Linked DNA regions of Homo sapiens: regions 2, 3 and 4 are each linked to region 1. A link is a loop called in an ENCODE intact Hi-C map of the cell type or tissue named here. Cell type or tissue: CD4-positive, alpha-beta T cell. All regions are shown on one strand. Links, peaks and the distances in the headings refer to the core of each region. The heading gives the core; the rest is flanking DNA. Region 1 holds the start of SEMA3G (semaphorin 3G). Region 2 has its middle 5.9 kb from the start of RPL29. Region 3 overlaps TLR9 (toll like receptor 9). Region 4 overlaps DNAH1 (dynein axonemal heavy chain 1).

Evidence for each region. A loop is a pair of places that touch in the nucleus more often than their neighbours do. Peaks named below come from ENCODE experiments on the same cell type or tissue, not always from the same donor. Only the 100,000 strongest peaks of a DNase experiment are listed, where the experiment ranks them.
Region 2: it touches region 1 in a loop (18-fold over the local background); 9 of 110 quality-filtered maps call a loop at or near these places.
Region 3: a loop joins it to region 1, with 6 times the contacts of the local background. A loop is called at or near these places in 17 of 110 quality-filtered maps.
Region 4: it touches region 1 in a loop (7-fold over the local background); 4 of 110 quality-filtered maps call a loop at or near these places.

What each region holds. Positions count from the first base shown.
Region 1 is chr3:52,444,234-52,449,830 of GRCh38, forward strand. It overlaps SEMA3G (semaphorin 3G), which reads right to left and starts at 870. Exons shown (of 16, transcript NM_020163.3): 1 at 680-870. The coding sequence starts at 794. RefSeq lists enhancers at 1-843, 844-1,720. In CD4-positive, alpha-beta T cell, for the core only: CTCF peaks have their summits at 874, 2,978 (motif pointing left) and 3,177; DNase peaks (open chromatin) are centred at 888 and 2,988; H3K4me3 peaks cover 85 bases.
Region 2 is chr3:51,998,993-52,004,589 of GRCh38, forward strand. No RefSeq gene overlaps it. Among named protein-coding and RNA genes, the nearest start is that of RPL29, 5.9 kb to the left of the region's middle. RefSeq lists an enhancer at 5,477-5,597. In CD4-positive, alpha-beta T cell, for the core only: CTCF peaks have their summits at 2,674 (motif pointing right) and 2,874; a DNase peak (open chromatin) is centred at 2,689.
Region 3 is chr3:52,217,558-52,223,154 of GRCh38, forward strand. It overlaps TLR9 (toll like receptor 9), which reads right to left. Exons shown (of 2, transcript NM_017442.4): 2 at 3,523-5,597. The coding sequence ends at 3,660. Among named protein-coding and RNA genes, the nearest start is that of TLR9, 5.3 kb to the right of the region's middle. In CD4-positive, alpha-beta T cell, for the core only: CTCF peaks have their summits at 3,032 (motif pointing right) and 3,233; DNase peaks (open chromatin) are centred at 1,174, 3,054, 3,604 and 3,964; H3K4me3 peaks cover 1,358 bases; H3K27ac peaks cover 2,012 bases.
Region 4 is chr3:52,337,397-52,341,396 of GRCh38, forward strand. All of the region lies in intron 8 of DNAH1 (dynein axonemal heavy chain 1), which reads left to right. Among named protein-coding and RNA genes, the nearest start is that of DNAH1, 23 kb to the left of the region's middle. In CD4-positive, alpha-beta T cell, for the core only: a CTCF peak has its summit at 2,322 (motif pointing left); a DNase peak (open chromatin) is centred at 2,365.

The sequences.
Region 1 (5,597 bases), core at 756-4,755:
GGTCCCTTCCTCTGTCTCCTCCCCATCTTTATTGAGCTCTCTCAGGGTCTCCATCTGTCCCTTTCTCAGCACTCCCCCTCAGGTGCCTCCCACCGCCACCCTGGTCCTGTCTCCCAGGACCTGCCTCCCTCCCACTCCCCGAGAGCTGTGCAGGGAGAGGCTCCCTCCCCTACAGCTGACCAGGCACCCAAGAGCCCAAGCCACCCAAACAGGGCACACGCACACAAACAGGGCACACGCACCCAAACAGGGCACACGCACACAAACATGGCACACGCACACAAACTCGGCACACGCACCCAAACAGGGCACACGCACACAAACTCGGCACACGCACACAAACACTGCACACGCACCCAAACAGGGCACACGCACACAAACACGGCACATGCACCCAAACAGGGCACACGCACACAAACAGGGCACACGCACACAAACACGGCACACGCAAACTCGGCACACGCACACAAACTCGGCACACGCACACAAACACGGCACACGCAAACTCGGCACACGCACACAAACTCGGCACACGCACACAAACACTGCACATGCACACAAACACGGCACACGCACCCAAACAGGGCACATGCACACAAACACGGCACATGCACCCAAACAGAGCGCACACACACAAACAGGGCACATGCACACAAACAGGGCACGCAGGGGCTGGTACCTCGGTAGGAGAGCCGCAGGCGGGGCACACTGGGGCCGGGGCTGGGGCCAGAGCTACCCCCATGGAGCAGGAGGCCCCCTAGCAGCCAGCAAATGGCCCAGGCCGAGGGGGCCATGCTGGGGAACTGAGGGCACCGCTGCCGCCTGCCTGCAGAGCCGCCCTCTGGTCCCGCTGGCCGCCGGTTGTAGTTTGCTCTGCTGCCACCAGGCCACCACTTATAAGGCAGTGGCTCCACCCAGTCCTGGGCGGGAAGAGGGGCGGAGGAGAGAAGGAGGCTGGGGCCTTGCCGTCCACCTGCCGCTTCTCCTTCCACCTTGTTGGCCCAGTGCAGGCTTTTGTGCCACACTGGCCAGCTCCCCATTGGGAAGACCTTCCCAGCTAGGGCACAGGCCATGTGTACAGAGATGTCCACAAATGCAGGTCCCCAGGCTCCAGCAAAGTGACAAGTGGGGAGAGAGCCTGGAAGGGAGGTCAGGGATCAGAGGTTAAAGTTGATGGGCTGGGTAGGGGCCTAGCTGGGCTCTGCCTTGTTCTCTGCCCCTCCACTGCCCACAGCAGAGACCTTCCAAACTGGCCCTGCCCCAATTCCAGGATATTCCAGCCCCCTGAAGCTTTGGCCAGACTCTCCAGCTCCCCTGGGTAAGGGTGGAGGGCCATTCCCAGCCCAAGGGGCGCCATGTCCTAGACAGGTGTTTGAGGTCCGGCAACACTTCATAGAGCCAGCAAGAGATGACTGCCCAGCCTCTTCCACCCAGGCCTGTCCCCATCTGGCTTCCAGGCACCCCAGCCTCTCCCCACATCTACATGCCCCATCTCAGCTCACCAGGCTTGCTTTGGGGTAGGGGACAGGGGCATCAGGGGACTCCATGCCGAGGGAACCTCCCCTTGCCCTGCCTCCCTCAGGCCTCCAGTCCTTCCAGAGACTCAGGGTCCAGAGCTTCCCCAGGTCAGTGATGGTTCTTCCCAGGGACCCCATGCCCCATAGGCCCTACAGACACCTATGATCTCTTAGAGGTCACTTCCCCCACCCTGAATACTGACTGGGTGGCGGGGGGCACAGAAAGCCACAGAAGAGGGCCAAAGGGGAAATGGGACTGAGGGCCTGAATCTGGGGTGAGTGACGGGACCTCCCCATGCTCCCTGCCCCAGAACAGTCGCCACCTCACCCCACCCCAGAACCCTACACTCAGAACCTGAGGCCCTGGGCACTAAAGAGATTTTAATTTTGAGCTGGAGTTTGAGTTCCCAGGATTCTAACAGCTCCTGCAGGTTGGGCCTCCCACATGGACCGGCCTGGGCCCTCTGATGGTGGTCAGGGAACTTGCGGGGCACTCAGAGAGGGAAGGACCTGGCCCAGGCCACAGAGCAGGCTGAGAATGGGTCCAGCTCAGCTCTGCCCCTTCCTGGGACCCTCCTTTGCTTCTGGGCGTTGTTGGGAGTATGGGGACCCCACCCTCCTCCCCTACCTCAATCCTGAAATGGAAACAGGTTGGCTTCTTGGGTCAGCATGACAGGTCTCAGAGACCTACAACTCTGCCTCCCTGTCCCCAGCTCCCTTCACTCACACATGCCTTCTTCAGCAGGGGGCTGGCCTGGAGGTGGGCAAGGGGCTGCCCACAGAGGCCAGTGATGGAGCTCAGCCCAGCCCTGCCTCTGGCCCTGCTGGAGAGCCTTGGCCAAGGCCCTTCCATCTCTGGGTCTGCCTCTTCCTCCCAGGGCCAGGGACCAGCCACCCTGGGTGTAAGCAGCCTTCATAACCTGATGAGTGGGCTTGCGCAGGGGCTGCTGTCAGGGTGACCATATCCTGGGACCTTGGAGTGGACTGCTTCTGTCTCTGTTTCCCTGGGGAGGTGTGGCCAGCACACTGCCCAAGCTGGGGCCAACTTCTAACTGGAGACTGAGCTAGGCAGCCCTTCAGCCAGCATGTGACCACCAGCGGCGGGCAGGAGGCCCAACACTCCTCAGCCTGCCAGCCCATCCTGGGGTCTCAGCTCAGCCAGACACCCAGCAGGGGCTGCAGGGAAGCCTGGGTCGACTGGGGAAGGGTGTGGGGGCAGCCTACTCCACACTGCGGAAAGAGCCTGTGGCAGGCTGGGAGTCCGAACTCTACTGTTAATGTGTGTGGCCTCAGTCAGGTCCTCTCCTTCTCTGGGCTTCAGTTTTCCAGGCCTGGGGGCAGAGGGTAGGGATCGTCTCTAAAGGCCCCCCTGCTTGCCAGCTGCAGGTGGGAAAGACCACAAGGGTGCTCCGAATTCGAGGATCAATGGGCCCAGACACGGGCATCGTGTGTCATCTAGTGGACAAAGAAGGAACTGCAGGAGGCCCCCAAACTCGCTGTGTCAGGCCCTGTGTTGGGGTAGCAGGGCCACCCAGCAGAAACAGCAGCCTCTTGAGGACGCTAGCAGTAACCAGGCAAACACAATATAAAGAAGCAGGAGCAGTGGAAGATGCTCCAGTGATTGCTCTTGATGGAGGAAATCAAGGGAGGCTTCATGGAGGAAGCACTATCCAAGCAAAAGCCCAGAAATGGAAAGGATGCAGCAAAACAGGCAAAACTAGGTGATGCATGAAGGATACAAAATGCCATGTACTGGTGGGAGATGGTGAGCTGGGCTGATACCTATGTGAAGTGCGTGTTCATGCAGCAGGTGCCACCAGGTGGATATGTGGAGGGTCACAGCCCAGCCTCTCCCAGCCAGAATTCTGGGGTGGGCATGCCTGGAAGGAATGGATGCCCCCAGTCCCCTCCCCACCAATTTCATGGATGGAACAGGGATATTAGGACAATGCCATGCCCCCTCCACCCCCACGGACCTCCAGCTGCTTGCAGAGGGTGAGCCCCCCCACTTCCCATCAGCCATCCCTCACAGCTCCTCCCGCCCCACCCCAACCCTCCTACAGTATCTTCTGGGGCTTCCATCTGCAAGCAGGGCCATTCATCTCCTCCTCCTGTCCCAGGACCTGTCCCCCTCCCCACCACAGCTGATGAAAAGAGAGCCAGGACGTGGCAGAGCCCTCCTTCCCCCACTGCCCCTTCCTGACAATCCTCACTCCCTTCAACCCGAGCACACGTGGCCCTTGTCTGAGCTTCCCTGGACCCCATATCGCTTCTCAGCTTGGGTCCCTTTCTCTGTTCCCTGGGTGTTGCCCACACCCACCATCTCCCCTGTACTTCAGCTCACTCCTGTCAGGCTCCCACCCCTCTGCTCCACGGAAACCCTCCTGCTCAGGCGGCTGAGGCCTGGGGGCCTGCAAGTTCCCAAACCCTGGGGCCACCAGACAAACCCAAAGTGAGTGAGATTCTACAGAATAACTGGCCTCAGCTCTTCAGAGGTGATGAGGAAACACTGAGGACCGTCACAGGCTGGTGGGGAGTAAGGAGACAGGAGGACGAGGTCACGTTAGTGCCATCTTGGATTGGTTCCTGCTCCAGGACAAGGACTTTAGGACAACTGACAGAACTTCAATAAGCTGTGCAGATTAATTAGCAGTGTTTATGTCAATATTCATTTCCTGTGTTTGATCCTTCTGTGGTTAAAATGTTAACATTTAGGGAAGCTAGGGTACCTGTAAATGGGAGTTCTTTGTACTATTTTTGCAAGCCTGGAATTTCAAAATGAAAAGAAAAAAAGCAAAAAACCCCACTAAAACCTAGTGTTGGGAAGTAAGCTCCACTTCCCAATACCCCACGGCTGAACCTGTGTCTCCTCCCAGCTTCCATATCTCAGGAAATGGCAGTTTGGCCAAAAAGCTAAGGGTCATTTTGGATTTTCTTATTTCTCACCCTTCACATTCAAGCCTTCAGCAAACTCTGTCCATTCTAGTTCCAAAATGTGCCTTGAATCCATGTACCCCTGCCCACTCTCCCCAGCACCCCACTGTACTGGAAGCCACCGGGCTTTCTTGCCCAAAGCCTGCCGCCACTTCAGGCCAGCTCCTAGCTCCGTCTCTCCCACCCCTTTTGCCCTCTGCAGCCATCACCCCTTACATTGACTGGGTCCTCATGGGGCCTGGCACTGCCCATGTCTCCCAAGACTGCTGGGGCTTGGTTTCCAGCCCAACACTGCCTTTCTGCTCCTGAGACCTTCCCAGTCTTTCTCCATGGCCTCCCATGGCTGGTTCCCTGTGGTTCCCCCAGATCTCATGCAGAGTCAGCTCCTCTAGGGAGCTTTCCCAGACCACTGTAACTCATGGGCCCACCATGCCTCCAGTCCCCACTCCAGCCCACGCTGGCTTTCCCACTGTACTCATCTCCTTAAAATTCCACCAGATTAGGCCGGGCACGGTGGCTCACACCTGTAATCCCAGCACTTCGGGAGGCCAAGGTGGGCGAATCACTTGAGCTCAGGAGGTCAAGTCTAGCCTGGGAAACATGGTGAAACCTTGTCTCTACTAAAAATACAAATATTAGCCGGGTGTGGTGGCAGGTGCCTGTAATCCCAGCTACTTGGGTGGCTGAGGCACGAGGATCGCTTGAACCTGGGAGGCAGGGGTTACAGTGAGCCGAGATTGTGCCACTGCGCTCCAGTCTGGTGACACAGCGAGACTCTGTCTCAAAAAAAGAAAAAGGCCGGGCGCGGTGGCTCACGCCTGTAATCCTAGCACTTTGGAAGGCCGAGGCAGGTGGATCACGAGGTCAGGAGATTGAGACCATCCTGGCTAACACGGTGAAACCCCATCTCTAGTAAAAATACAAAAAATTAGCTGGGTGTGGTGGCGGGCGCCTGTAGTCCCAGCTACTCAGGAGGCTGAGGCAGGAGAATGGCGTGAATCTGGGAGGCAGAGCTTGCAGTGAGCTGAGATCGCACCACTGCACTCCAGCCTGGGTGACAGAGTGAGACTCCGTCTCAAAAAAAAAGAAAAAAAAAATCCACCAGATTAGGGACTGGGCCTCACTGTGACATGCCCCAGGATCCAG
Region 2 (5,597 bases), core at 637-4,636, 450 kb before region 1:
ATTCAGAGATGGACGATGGTCATGCAGTACCACTGGGGCTGTGTTAGGGATTGGCCCAGAGTTAAATCCCAGCTGTTAGGCAAGGGGGAGTCAGTGACAAGAATGAGGAACTTTGGCTGTGACCTGAGGGGACCTGTCCAGGAGCCAAAGGGGACCATGACCTGGAGCCACTGACCTGTCATGCTTTTCTTTTCTTTTTCTTTTTTTTTGAGACAGAGTTTTGCTGTTGTTGCCCAGGCTGGAGTGCAATGACACGATCTCAGTTCACTGCAACCTCCGCCTCCCCAGTTCAAGCGATTCTCCTGGCTCAGCCTCCTGAGTAGCTGGGATTACAGGCGCCTGCCATCACACCCAGCTAATTTTTGTATTTTTAGTAGAGATGAGTTTTCACCATGTTGGTCAGGCTGGTCTTGAACTCCTAACCTCAAGTGATCCACCCACCTTGGCCTCCCAAAATGCTGGGATTACAGGCGTGACCAACCACGCCTAGTCCCTGTCATGCTTTTCAAAGTGGGATGGATGGTAGGGTCATCCATGTCTATAAAGATAGTATTCTTTCTAGGGATAGTTTTCTTTATTTCTCCCTTCCTTCCTTTCTTCCTCCCTCCCTCCCTCCCTCCTTTCTTTCTTTTCTTCCTCCCTCCCTTTTTCACTCCTCTCTTTCATAAATGGAAACTTACACTATATGAACTCTTCTGTAACCTGATTTTATGCATTTAGTCATAATTTGTGGACATCTTTCTCTGCTCATGAAAATCTTTTGTAATCTTAATCTATTTTACATATTTTGAAACATTATTTTGAGAAGAGGTCAATAAATATCACCATATGTCAATGGAGTCTCTGGCACACACATACAAAAAGGCAAAGAACTTAACCTTTCCTCTAGGGTTGACACACTCTCACCCTCCATGAGTGAGTGGTTCTTGCTCCATCTCAAATCTGCCTGGAGGCCGGGCTCCACTTGCCTCCTCCATGGAGTAGACTTGGGCAGAGCCACTATCTGGACTCAGCAGAGCATAAGCCAGGTCTCTCTCAAATGCCTTGGGCACAAGGCAGAGAAAGATGTGAGCCTGGGTGACAAGATAGGGCTGGATGGGGCTGGATGTGATCAGCCCAACCCATGTGGCCTGCAAGGGTGTTGTCTTGACCAGGCCTTGTCCAGACCCATTACCCAATTCAAAGCCCGAGTAGGATCCCATAGTGTCTCCTCAGCAAAGTGATGGGGTTGGAGACCCCTGGGGTTGTTTTTGCAGTTCCTGTCACAGTCCCAGGAGTATATGGGGACCTGATACATGTTTGAGGAGTTAAATGTGCACATTTCACAAATCCAGGAAGATGACAGAATCAGGGTGGAGAAGCCAGCTGGCCTGGAGGGATTTCTCAGAGATAAGAGTCAGCTCTTCTCCTGGACCCAGAGCCTTGCTTGCCAAGCCTCAGTTCCCAGCGTAACGTGGGGATAAAAATAGTAATAACCTCTTGGGGCTAAACTGGATAATTTGAGTAAAGCACAGAACACTATGTTAAGTACACAGTAGGTGCTCAATCATTGTTAGTCCCATCCATGCATCTTCCCCACAAGGCCTCAGGTGAGGGAGACGGGGCTTGGGGAAAGAAAATCAGTGGCAAGTGGATGCTAAAAATAAGGACAAGATCCAAGGAACAACAAGAGAAAGCCAAGGTGGAGGAAAGTGGCGGTGCTCGCGGGGGCTGGGTCCCTTCAGCCTCTGAGGTTCCTGAGATACAGGGACTACCAGTGTTTTCAGGTAAGAGGGACTGTGAAGGTTGTCAGAACCAGGGTGTTTTATCTGGTTGTTTTACCCCCACAAGACAGAAGTGTGGAGGTGGGGTGGGCTTTGGGACTTTGGATCTGCTTAGAACTTTCTGAGGGAGGGGCTACCTGATTCTGTGTGTCCCTAGAAGACAGAGCTGTGACTGAGGACAGCAAATGCCAGCTTCGTGGACAAGGGGCATTTTTGCAATCAGAATTCCCTCCAAAATATGGGCTGCTCCCAGCAGTAGTGAGCTTCCTGATACAAGGGTTTTGCCAGCAGCGATTGAATGCCCTGGGGTTGGGGGTTTAAAAATGGGATGGAGGGGGCCAGCCATGGTGGCTTACGCCCATAATCCCAGCACTTTGGGAGGCTGAGCTGTGTGGATCACTTGAGGTCAGGAGTTCAAGACCAGCCTGGCCAACATGATGAAACCCCATCTCCACTAAGAATACAAAAAATTAAGATGGGTGTGGGGGTGGGCACCTGTAATCCCTGCTACTTGGGAGGCTGAGGCAGGAGAATCGCTTGAACCCAGGAGGCGGAGGTTGCAGTGAGTTGAGATCGCGCCATTGTCCTCCAGCCTGGGAAACAAGAGTGAAACTCTGTCTCAAAAAAAAAAAAAAAAAGTGGAATGCAGGGTTGGAAAATAGAGTTAAGTTCACTCCCCACCAGGAGCCTGGGATTCAAAGCTCCTGGTAGAAGGAAAGGGCCATGGGCTGCATGCAACGCCAGGCTGGTGCTCAGTATCTGTCAAAAGAGAGTCATTTCCAGCAGAAACTGGAAGGTGCGGCCCATTCCTCAGGTCATCGCGCGCGCGCCCCTTTCAGCCCCAGGCCTGATCTCCCTCTGGGGGCGCACCTGGCCCACCTAGCCCAGGAGTGAGCCGGGATGTGAGCCTATCGTCCGCAAGGGGGCAGAGTGGGACCGCGGATGAAGTCTGGTGCTGCAGGTGGGCTGTAGACAGGCACCCGCTCCCCTCCGGCGGGACACTCTTGCAGCCTCCCAGGCCTTTCACAGCTGCGCTTCTCAGCACGCCCCACCACCCCCACCTCCAGATTCAGTGCCTGTCTATTTTGAACAGGTTCTCTAGGCTGGGTCAGGTCTCCCTCAGCTCCAAGTTCCTGGTGGTGGTGGTGAGTTGTCTTCCCCCAGAGAGGGTTCAAGGCAGAGGAAGTAGAGCCTGTGGGCATCCCTGGGCACAGCCCCTCCTGGCCCACTTTAGACTTACCCAAGGGCGATGCCTCTTGTGGGTTAAAGGAACAGGCTTTGGCATCAGACAGACTTGGTTTTCGATTCTGACTGCCACTCACCAGCAGAGCATCTTCACCTCTTGGAGCCTGCCTGCCACAGTGGAGGCGAGTAGCACCAGGGCTGAGGAGGCAGGAAGCCTCCCAGAGCCTCGCTGTGCATTTGGGAGGCCCGCGGGTTTGATTGTGAGACCGCACAGCAGCCTTTGGAGGGGGTATGGTTTTTATCACCCCACTTCACAGGTGGGGAGATGGAGTCCTTGGGCATGACTGGCTAGAGGTCCCACAGCCAAATGGAGAGCTACTGCAGTCCAGGCACCTACCAGAATCTGGGGGGGCACGGGGTGGTTTGTACCCAATGAGGCCATGGAGGGGGCCTTGTGACAGTGACTGCCATGTGACGAGAGAAGCCCGTGGCCTTTATGGCCAACGGATGCCCAGAGTGAGGGCATCCTCTGTGCCAGCCCCTGCTTCTGCCAGACACACCTGCCACATCCAGAGCAGGCCTACAAAGGAGGTGGTAGTGTCCTTGGGTGGAGGGCAGGCTGCTGCCTGAGCAGGCCTGGGCTGGGGTCAGTTGGCCTCAGGCAGCCAAGGACTGGCCAAGTATAAATGGAAGAAAAGTCCAGCAGCACAGAAAACCGACCTGCTAGGAAGGATGGGAGGGAAGGGATAGGGTAGGTGGGTGACATGAGGGTGTTGGACAGGGCTGGATGGAAGCCCGAAGTATCTCTCCCCACTCCTGTTCCCAGCCACAAAAGGAGGCTACGGAGATTCCCTTTTAACAAAGAGCATCTGAAAAGGAAGAATGAAGCTGAGGGTTGGGAGGGACACCCCTCTCCTTTCCCTCCCCAGCAGGCTCCAATGGCCCCAGCAATGTCGTTGCCTTGGCAACCACAGCCCCCTTCTAGCTCCCTTTCTCCTTTAACCCCATCCTGCCTGGATGCACCTCTCGCCTGTACCCTCCCTCCCTCTCTTCCCAGCTCAGACTAAAGAGAGACTTGGCGGGCTGGGGAGAAAGGACTTCTCTGCTCACCAAGCAGTCCTGGGGTTAATGCCCTGGCTGCATCCCAGGACCGCCCCTTCCTAGGGATCAGATGGACAACTCTTTAAGATGGAGACAGGACAGGACGAAATGACCTTTGAAAGAATTATTCTGAATGAACAAGGGAGCTGTCTTCTCCCAAAGATTTCAAGCCCCAAGTCTCCCAGTCCTCACTCCCTCCCAGGAGACAGAGGCTGTGACCCAGGAGCCCCTGGCGGAGTTTAGGAAACAAGCGCTGGAGCAGGGGGGTTTGAAGATCATCTAGTTCCCCTCTCTAAGCCAATGGGTGGGGAAACTGAGGTCTAAGAGGAGGAGGAATTTACTCAAGGGCACACAGTGAGTATTGGAGAGTCAGGGAGGGAACCAGAGAGGCCTGAGCCGGGATGAGGGTGGAGGCTGCATTTGCTACCGTTGGCCCGAGGAGTGGCTAGGTACAGAGGGCCACAGGAGACCTGCACCCCATGGGAAGGCAGTTGCTGATGTTTCTCTCCTGAGTCCAGAGAAAGCCCCTGGCTGCCCTCACCCACTTTTGTTCCCTGAGAGGTGCCTGCCTCCCTACCATTGGTGTTCCTGGGTTTCCTAAACTTAGTGCTTCAGTAACCCCCTCCCAGGCCCCAGCGCAACATAGGCTAAGGAAGGAGAATGAGTTCTGGCCCTGTTTAGGGCGGCACACGGGACTCTAGCAAGATCAGAGAGGAGCTAGAATTCTGAGAGGGCTGGGGATTCTAAAGGTCCCATTGAGAGTGTCCCCTGAGCACGAAGGGCTTGTGGCTGCAGGCAGCAGGTTCTGGCCCAAGGGCAGCCCTTTCTTGACTGTGTCCCTGGCAAGTCACTCAACTTCTCAGAGGCTGCTAAATGGCCCAATCCCACCTCCACGTAAACAAGGTCGGCCACACAGGCTACACAAGATTCCCATGAGGCGGCAGACACAGAGCTATGGACAGGTCCTGGGAGGGGGTCCCAGCCCCAAACCTCTTGTATCTGCTGTGCCAGGGCTACTGCCATGATCACTTGGAGCACCTACGGTATGCAGAGCCGGGGAGGCTGGGAGGGGAGGAAGCTGTGGGCACAGCACCCCTAGATGTAGACCAGAGAGGGCTCCATTCAAGCCAGGCCAGCAGGCTCCAGAAACCTTCTGGGGTTGGAGGAGCGCCCTGGGAGCCTCCCTGGAAGATGAGGCAGGCCCTGTGCGATCAGGTGGAGGTGGAGAGAACACAGTGGGCTGGAGAGGGTGAAGGTTGGCATTTGCTCTCATAGCTCTCCCAGCTGATCCGGACCTCCCTGAGCTGTCGCTGCGACCCTGAAGACCCCAAGGCCTGGCCGGAAGAGGGTGCTCTTGCCTTTCCCGCACACAGCCCAAGTCCTGGGCGCCAGCAGAGAAAGGGGCCTGCTGCTGGGGGCTGGAGTCAGGAGCTTTGCCTTTATTGTGGCTGGTTCTCACCACACCCTCAGAGTGTCCTCGCCTGTTAATCCCACGTTGCAGAGGAGGAAACAGGCTCAGAAAAGTAAAGCGACTTGCCCGTGATCACC
Region 3 (5,597 bases), core at 697-4,696, 230 kb before region 1:
GCTTCTTGGGGTTATGAGAACGAAGGACCGGGTGATCTGCAGGAAGTAGGCGGGATTCGTGAACTGCTTAAAAATGGAAGTTTGGGCCGGGCTCCATGGCTCACGCCTGTAATCCCAACACTCTGGGAGGCCAAAGCAGGTGGATCACTTGAGGTCAGGTGTCCGAGACCAGCCTGGCCAACATGATGAGACCCCATCTCTACTAAAAATACAATAAATTAGCCAGGCGTGATGGTGCGCACTTGTAATCCCAGCTACTTGGGAGGCTGAGGCAGGAGAATCGCTTGAACCCGGGAAGCGGAGGTTGCAGTGAACCAAGATCACACCACTACACTCCAGCCTGGGTAACAGAGCGAGAGTCCGTCTTACAAAAAAAAAAAAAAAGAAAGAAAAGAAAGGAAGTTTGGCTTTTATAAGCAACTCTAGTGTGAAACTACGATGTCATGAAAGTTCTCTAAGGATATTTAGAAGCTGACGGCATTAAATAAGGTGTCCTAAAGGGAAAAGGGCAAACTGTATTTGAAATCTTAGTGAACAGACATTCCTCTCCTTGAAGTTTTCCTCTATCAGGTTGCCTGAGTCTCATGCCTGCTCCTCTACTTCCTTGTGCTGGGAAGCACTCTCTGCTCCCCAACACGAGGGGATAACACCAGGTCCATGGACTTTCCCAGGAGCCCTGGTCCTGCTCCCAGAGACAGCTACTGTCCCAGCTGCATGTGCCTCTGATGCAACCACATCTGAACCCTGTCAGTGCCCTGGGAGGCACTGGGTGGAGAGAGAAACACTGAAGCCACATCAGTTGAGGGTCCTGCGTGTAAATCCCATCACCTAATAATAACTGAGGCCCTGCTCAGTGTTTCAGACCCTTACCCATAGTGTACGAATCCCTCCAACGTCCTGCAGAGTGGCGCTGCTCATTCCCATTTATAGAGCGAGCAAGCTGAGGCTCCAGTAGGGGAGGTCACCTGCCTGAGACAATCCAAATGGCAGAACTGGCAGGCAAGCCCAGGCAATCTGGCCTGAGTCCTGTCTCTTTCCTGGCCGTGCTGATGGGCAAGGATGGCCGCCGTGTGGAGGAGAGAACCTGGAGCCATCTCTGAGTACCCTTCCTGACTACAATGCAGAGGGCGCCGCCTCCCACCCAGCCCCACCCTGGCCCAGCTCCAACCACTTCCTGCAGGACCTGAGATAGTGGTGCGCGGCTTCTCTGATCACGTAGACAGCACAGAGCCAAGTGCCACAGACCCCCAGACTCACCTGAGCCGAGCCCAACAGCCCCCTACCATGGCCCGTGTGCTTCCTCTCCAAATGCTCTCCTGAATCTCCAGCCCCAAAAGCATCAGGGCTGTGAGCGTGGGTGGGGGGTGGGGAGATGGAAGGTCCACCAGGAACTGCTGGAGGGTGGGCCTGGCAATCCCAAGACAGGCAGGTTTGCCTTGCCTCCCACATGCAAAATATGGTTCCCTGAATGGGATTCTGTTTCCAGCTTCCTGTCCCTGCCCCTGATTGTGGCCAGAATAGTCTCAGAGCCACTCAACAGTGGACTTCCCTAGACTCCAGCCAGGGGGAAAAGACTATTGTTTTCTTTTCTCTGCAGGCAGCCAAGGAAGGATGACAGGTTGGGTCAGAGCCCACGTGGGGCACAGGGCTTCCGATTGGTAGGTCAGAGACCCTCCTTCTTTCAGATGAGCAGATAACAGGGATCTACAGCCCACCACAGGAGCCCCTGTACCCAAGTCAGAAAGAGGACGGCAGCATAGACTTCCCCCACAGCCATGCCCTGGGGAGTAGGGCAAAAGCAACCCTCCAAGGGCTGCCATGATGAGCCCACCAAGTTAGCTGTCTGCTGCCAGCTCTAGCTCTCCCCTCCAGAGGCCCTGAGTGGACAAGCAGATCTCAAACTGGCCTGGACCGGCCAAACCGGGCCCCAGCTCCAACCTGTCAGCCTGCATATTTCTCCCCTGCTCCTCAAAGGGCAGTTTTGGCTGTGGTAATGGTGTAGGCTGCCAGCCCAAGAGAGGGCCCCTCAGGGGCTCCAGGCCTGACGCTCCTCATGGCTCCACACACAGTGTGGAGGAGATCCTGCTGAGGACAGACCCTGACCTCTCCAAACACTGGTCATTGGGGCTCCCAGCTCTATCCTGAAATGTACACTATCACATATAGAAGCCGGGTGCAGTGGCTCACACCTGTAATCCCAGCACTTTGGGAGGCCGAGGCAGGAGGATTGCTTGAGCCCAGGAGCTTAAGACCAGCCTGGGCAACGTGGTGAAACCTGGTCTCTACTAAAAATATAAAATTTAGCTGGGTGTGGCCTGTAGTCTCAGCTACATGGGAGGGTGAGATGGAGCACCTGGTCCCAGAAGGTTGAGGCTGCAGTGAGCTGTGATCCCACCATTGCATTGCACTCCAGCCTGGGTGACAGAGCAAGACTGTGGCAAAAAAAAAAAAAAAAAAAAAGGTCAGGCTTGGTGGCTCACGCCTATAATCCCAGCATTTTGTGGGGCTGAGGCGGGAGGATCACTTGCATCCAAGAGTCTGAGACCAGCCTAGGCAACATAGTGAGATCCTGTTTCTACAAAAAAATAAAAAATTCGCTGAGTATGGTGGTGCACCCCTGTGGTCCTAACTACTCAGGAGGCTGAGGTGGGAGGATCGCTTGAGCCCAGGAGGTCAAGGCTGCAGTGTTCATGCCACTGCACTCCAGCCTGGGTGACAGAGTGAGACCTTGTCTCAGAAAGAAAGAAGAGAGAGAGAGAGAGAGAGAGAGAGAGAAAGGAAGGAAGGAGGGAGGGAGGGAGGAAGGAGGGAGGGACGGAGGGAGGGAGGGAGAGAGGGAAGGAGGGAGGGAGGGAGGGAGGTGGCTTGCCTAGGTGTCCCTTTAATATCAGAATGGAGAGACCCAGCAAGCACCTGTAGGTGGAAAGAGAAAGGAGTGGATTCTCCTGTCTGTGGCTCCCAGCTCCCTGCTGCAGGGATGCACCCACAGGCCTTCCCCTCCCGACCCTGAACCAGCCTTCTCCGCTTGGCACAGGCATGGCCACCAGAGGGCGCAATCACCCCTCCACCTTTGCTGCAATTCATTCTACCGTTTTGGAATGAACAGTCCCCATAGCTGCTGCCACTCAAGACTTTGCTGAGCGCCAGAAAGGAACCAAGCCTGCAGCTTCTCTGCCCTCAAGGCATTCCAGTCCAGTAGGCGAGGGAGACAGACAACCTGAGACCCATACACAACAAAGGGGTGCTGCCAAGTCTGTCAGGTGCTGCCCGGTTCTGCATGGGAAAGGTAGGGCAGGGCATTCTGGGAGGGGCTAAAAGAGGCCCCTACTCTCTGGGAAGGACCAAGACCACATCCAGTGACCATCATCAGACTCCCCAGAGAACAGAGCTTAGCAGCTTCCTCCCCTGCAGACCTCTGTCCCGTCTTTATGGCAATTTTCCCTAAGCTGCTTCGTGGAGGCCTGGAGAATTCTCCCTTCCCTCCTCCTGTCCATGCCTCCAGTGAGCTCAGAGTTAGCCATCTAGCCTTCGGTAGCATTTATTGAGTGCCTGCTCTGTGTCAGGTGTGGGGTGAGGGAGGCGAGCAGGGGAGGGTCAGACCAGGCAGGCAGAGGTGAGGTGAGTGTGGAGGTGGCACCGTGCAGGATTCCGGCTCACGGCTATTCGGCCGTGGGTCCCTGGCAGAAGTTCCGGTTATAGAAGTGGTGGTTGTCCCTGGTCAGGGCCATGCCCAGCTGGGCCCAGAAGCTGCGCTGACCACTGGGCTGGTGGGGCCAGAGGAGGACACTCTGGCGGCAGAGGCGCTGGCGCAGCCGCACGTAGCGGGAGCGGCGGCCGTCAGGGCTCAGGATCACCAGCACCACGACGTCCTTGCGGTCCTCCAGCAGGCGCTGCTGGGCCAGCAGGAAGCTGGCGCGCAAGAGACCACTGACCCGGTCCGTGTGGGCCAGCACAAACAGCGTCTTGCGGCTGCCATAGACCGAGGCCCACAGGTTCTCAAAGAGGGTTTTGCCAGGCAGCCAGTCGCGTTCCTCCAGGCACAGGCGGAGTGCCCAGCGCCCACGGCACTCCTCCAGCTGCCCCCGAAGCTCGTTGTACACCCAGTCTGCCACTGCGCTCTGCGTTTTGTCGAAGACCACGAAGGCATCGTAGGGCAGGGCATCCTCATCTCGCCCACTTTGCCGCCCCCGCCAGGGAAGCCAGGCCAGGCACAGGTGGAAGCAGTACCAGAGGTCCCAGCCACAGAGGTGATGCAGCATGGGCACACCCAGGCCCAGAGCCACAGCCAGCAGCGAGAGGGCGAAACAGTCCCAGGAGAGGGCCTCATCCAGGCAGAGGCGCAGGTCCTGTGCAAAGATGCTGAGGCCCTGGAGCTGGCCCGGACTGCCACACTTCACCCGGCTGGGCAGACCGGGCACGGCAGCCTGCACCTCCAGCAGGAAGTCCATAAAGGCCGCCCCACAGGCGCAGTGCAGAGGGTTGGCGCTTACATCTAGTATTTGCAGGGCACTCGCCAGGGGCCCAAACCAGGAGTGGTCCACTGTCTTGAGGGCGTTGGCGCTAAGGTTGAGCTCTCGCAGCTCCTTGGCCTTGGAAAAGAAGCCGGGGGCCACGAAGCTGATGCTGTTGCAGCTGACATCCAGCCTCCGGAGCCGGGTGCCAGCAGGCAGGCTGCCATTGGTCAGGGCCTTCAGCTGGTTTCCTGCCAGGTCGAGGACTTCCAGTTTGGGCAGGAAGTGGAGGCTCCACCACTTAAAGAAGGCCAGGTAATTGTCACGGAGACGCAGCACCTGTAGGCTCTTGGGGAGGTTGCGCAGGGTTTGGGGCAGGAGGGTGTGCAGGCGGTTCTGGGACAAGTCCAGCCAGATCAAACCGCTCAGGCCTTGGAAGAAGTGCAGATAGAGGTCTCCCTCGGCCCACATATGGCCCAGTGCATTGCCGCTGAAGTCCAGGGCCCGCAGCGACGTACTGCAGAGCTGCTGGGACACTTGGCTGTGGATGTTGTTGTGGGCCAGGCTGAGGTGGCGCAGGGTGCGCAGGTGAGCCACGAAGCTGAAGTTGTGGCCCACGCCCTGCATGCCAAAGGGCTGGCTGTTGTAGCTGAGGTCCAGGGCCTCCAGTCGCGGTAGCTCCGTGAATGAGTGCTCGTGGTAGAGGTCCAGCTTATTGTGGGACAGGTCTAGCACCTGCAGACCGGTCAGCGGCAGGAACTGGGAGCCATTGACTGCCTGCGAGATGCAGTTGTGGCTCAGGCGCAGGCACTGCAGGTGCGAGAGCTGGGCAAACATCTCCGGCTGCACGGTCACCAGGTTGTTCCGTGACAGATCCAAGGTGAAGTTGAGGGTGCTGCAGTTGGGCCTGAAGTCTTCAGAGCTGGGAGTGTCCACTGGGGCCGGAGCAAGGTCCCCAGGCTGCAGCCAGACCTTCTCCCCTCCATCTGCCTCCCCCATGGTGGCTGTCAGCTCCGAAGCTCCGCTGATGCGGTTGTCCGACAGGTCCACGTAGCGCAGGCCAGGGAAGGCCCTGAAGATGCCGAGCTGGGCCTGGTTGATGAAGTTCATCTGCAGACGCAGAGTCTGGAGCATGGGCAGGCGGGC
Region 4 (4,000 bases), core at 1-4,000, 110 kb before region 1:
TTTCCGTTTGCCTGAGAAATCCCTCTATTTTGAGCCTTTCTAAACTAATTCATTTTAGATCAGTTTCTTACTTTCAGCATATAGTTTGGGTTTTATTTGTGAGCCAAATTTAAAACCTTTTTCTTGTAATAAGCCCATTCACATTTATTGGTATGGCTAATAGGTTTGACCTCAACTCAGTCATATTGCTTCATATTATAATCATTATGTGTATTGTAATATAATGCTATGTTTCTTTCTCTACATTATATGTTTTCTTAGTTCTTCTATTTTAAAAATTCCTTTTGGCATTTAGGAAGGTCTGTACCGTTATTTTAGTGGTTTCTTTTATAGTCTCCATTATCCCCTGCTTTCCTACTTAACCCTTTAGTATCTGTCCTGTTTCATTGTTGTTGTTTGTTTTGTTTTGTTTTGAGACAGGGTCTTGCTCTGTCACCCACGCCACAGTGCAGTAGCACAACAATCATAGCTCACTTCAGCCTTGACCTTCTGGGCTCAAGCTATCCTCATACTTCAGCCTCCTGAGTAGCTGGGACCACAGGTGTGAGCTACCACGCTTGGTTAATTTTTGTATTTTTTTAGAGACAGGGTGTCCCTATGTTGCCCAGCCTGGTCTCAAACATTTGGGCTCAAGCAATCTGCTCACCTCAGCCTCCCAAAGTGCTGGCATTATAGGAGTGAGTCACCATGCTCAGCTCTACTTAATTAATTAATTTATTTATTTATTTTCGAGATGGAGTCTTGTTTTGTCACCCAGGCTGGAGTGCAATGGTGCGATCTCTGCTCACTGCAACCTCTGCCTCCCGGGCTCAAGCTATTCTCCTGCCTCAGCCTCCTGAGTAGCTGGGATTACAGGCGCCTACCACCATGCCTGGCTATTTTTTGTATTTTTAGTAAAGAAGGGATTTCATCATGTTGGCCAGGCTGTTTTCGAACTCCTGACCTCAAATGATTCACCCACCTCGGCCACCCGAAGTGCTGGGATTACAGGCATGAGCCACTGTGCCCAGCCTCTACTTAATATTTTAACTGTTAAAATATTATTACTATTCCTCCACACTCATCTCCACCTTTTAGTCTTCAACTTACAATAAACTCTATTAAACGTATCAATATTTTTTCTGAAGTCTCCCGTCATCTCTTGGTTGTATAAAGTTCCTTTTCTAGTAGATTCCTCATGAAGAGCTCAAGGGTATAGAGTTCCTTGAGTTCTCACACGTTTAAAACGTGAAGGACAGCTTGACCAGATATAAAATTCTTAGTTCACAACTTTTATTCTATGAGTTTTTTAAAAATTCTCCACTTTGGTTGCCTTGCCTGTGTGATGCTTTTAAGAAGTCTGAGGTTGGCCGGGCATGGTGGTTCACGCCTGTAATCCCAGCACTTTGGGAGGCTGAGGTGGGTGGATCGCCTGAGGTCAGGAGTTTGAGACCAGCCTGGTCAACATGGTGAAACCCCATCTCTACTAAAAATACAAAAAAAAAAAAAAAAGCCAGATGTGGTGGCAGGTGCCTGTAATCCCAGCTACTTGGGAGGCTGAGGCAGGAGAATTGCTTGAACCTAGGAGGCAGAGCTTGCAGTTAGCTGAGTTTGTGCCACTGCACTCCAGCCTGGGTGACAGAGCCAGACTCCGTCTAAAAAAAAAAAAATTCCCTTGAATTATAGTTTTAAATCTTGGTTCTGTTCCATTCTTTTGTTTTTCTTCATCAAGGATTCCATTATGTATCTATATCTCTATGTATCTATGTATCTTTTTATATATTGCTGCTGCTTTGCGTATCTTTTAATTCAACCAGTTTCCGACCCTTTTTAGTTTTTTCTAATTTTATTTTTTAAAATTTTATTTTCTTTCTTTTACTTCCTTTATTTTCTCTCATTTTTATTCTCTTGGTTATATCCTGCCTTTCTTCAATTTACTTCATTATGCTTTGATTTGACTCTGTTTTCTCTCGGTCACCTTGTAATTTCAGCTTCCTCCCCGTGATACTTTTATTTTCCATTTTTTCCTTGAGCTTAATTAAGTCTCTTTTCTTACCGACATTTGTCCATTTATATGTTTTATTTTTGAATTTCTGATTCAAGGTGGTTTTTCAGATGCCCAAACACTCGTTTAAGGCTATTTAGCTGAAGTATTGTGTTACAGTTTTCTTCTGCTTGGTACTTGTTTATTTTTTTAGGGGTGATGGGAATTTTATCAGTTAAGATGCTCTTGTCTTCTCAAATGTGCAAACAAAGCTAAAAGATGCTCTCTTTTTCTTATAGAAGCAAATGTAGACGGTGTTCACCTATTCATTTCAGGATTTGGAGTGATTTGCAAGCTTTCTAGTTCAAGGGCGCCCTCTTCTGTCAGTATTGCACATTAGTTTTTTTTGTTTGTTTGTTTTTAGAATGTGCTCTGTGTGTGTGTCTGTGTGTGTGTGTGTGTGTGTGTGTGTACACACGTGCTGGGGAGAGGGATGTGGGTCCTCCAAGGTTTTTGTCCTCTTATCTTGCAGAACTCAACATTTCACTTTTGCTTCTTTTCCCTTATCCTCCAGTCTACAAATGACCCCTTTCCTTCTGCCTCCTGTCCCATAAGTCATATGCCTTTCAAAGAACACTGCCTTTGAATTGCATGCCCTTAAGTCCCTTCCTTGTAGTAAGTGCTCTGATTTACCAGGGCTTTTTTTCAGTATTTTTACAGTTAGGGTTACTTTCTCTTTTTTTGAGATACGGTCTCACTTTCACCCAGGCTGGAGTGCCGTGGCATAATCACAGCTAACTGCAGCCTCAAACTCTTGGGCTCAAGTAATCCTCCTGCCTCAGCCTCCCTGGTAGCTGGGACTACAGGCATGTGCCACCACACCCGCTATTTTTTTATTTTTTGTAGAGATGGGGGTCTCACTTTGTTGCCCAGGCTGGTCTCGAATTCCTGGGCTCAATTCATCCACCCACATTGGCCTCCCAAAGTTCTGGGATTATAGGCATTAGCCACTGCGCCCAGCCTGGGTTACTTTCTCTTTCTGGTAGGATTTTATTTATTTATTTATTTATTTATTTATTTATATTTATTTTTTGAGATGAAGTCTTGCTCTGTCACTCAGTCTGGAGAGCAGTGGTGTGATCTCAGCTTACTGCAACCTCTGCCCTCTGTGTTGAAATGATTCTCCTGCCTCAGCCTCCCGAGTAGCTGGGACTACAGGTGGTTACCACCACGCCTAGCTAATTTTTGTATTTTTAGTAGAGACGGGGCTTCACCATGTTGGCCAGGCTGGTCTTGAACTCCTGACCTCAGGTGATCCACCCACCTCGGCCTCCCAAAGTGCTGGGATTACAGGCATGAGCCACTGTGCCCGGCCTCTGGTAGGATTTTAGATCTATCTTAGGGTTACCACTATTTCCCTTTTCTGCAGTTTTTCTTAGACTGCCCTTGTTCTCTGTGAAAACTTGCAGCAAGAGTGTGAGAGACAGCTCACTGGAGATAGATTTTTTTTTTTTAATTTACAGATAATTTGAAGTCTAGGCATTCTGCTGATTCTAGTTGTGCTAAAGGTGTGGGTTTTGGTAGTGTTAGTTTTTTCTTCCTTCCTTCCTTCCTCCCTCCCTTCCTTCCTTCCTTCCTTCCTTCCTAGGATGTGTTGGGAAATTTGAATCGATATAGCCACCTTACCTTGGCTGTCCAGAAGTCTGTTTCTTGAATTTTATTCAATTTATAATGTTTTTGGCTTTAAGTATCAAAGATGCTGGTCTCAGATTGTCTTAGACAGCAGGGAAGTGCATTCCTGTACCTGTAGCAGGAAAACCAATGCAGGACGCCCCAGGGTTGGTGCATCAGGGCCCTGTCTGCAGTGTATGCTGGCTTCATCTTCAGGCGAGATGGCAGCAGCAGTTTCATGACCACAACAAAGGTTGTCTTAGATTGGGTTCCGTAGAAGCAGACCCTGATGTGGGGACTCTTGTGCAAGCGATTTATGAAATCCTCTCAGGAGAAATCTATAAGGAAGTGAAGGAAGCAGGGTAT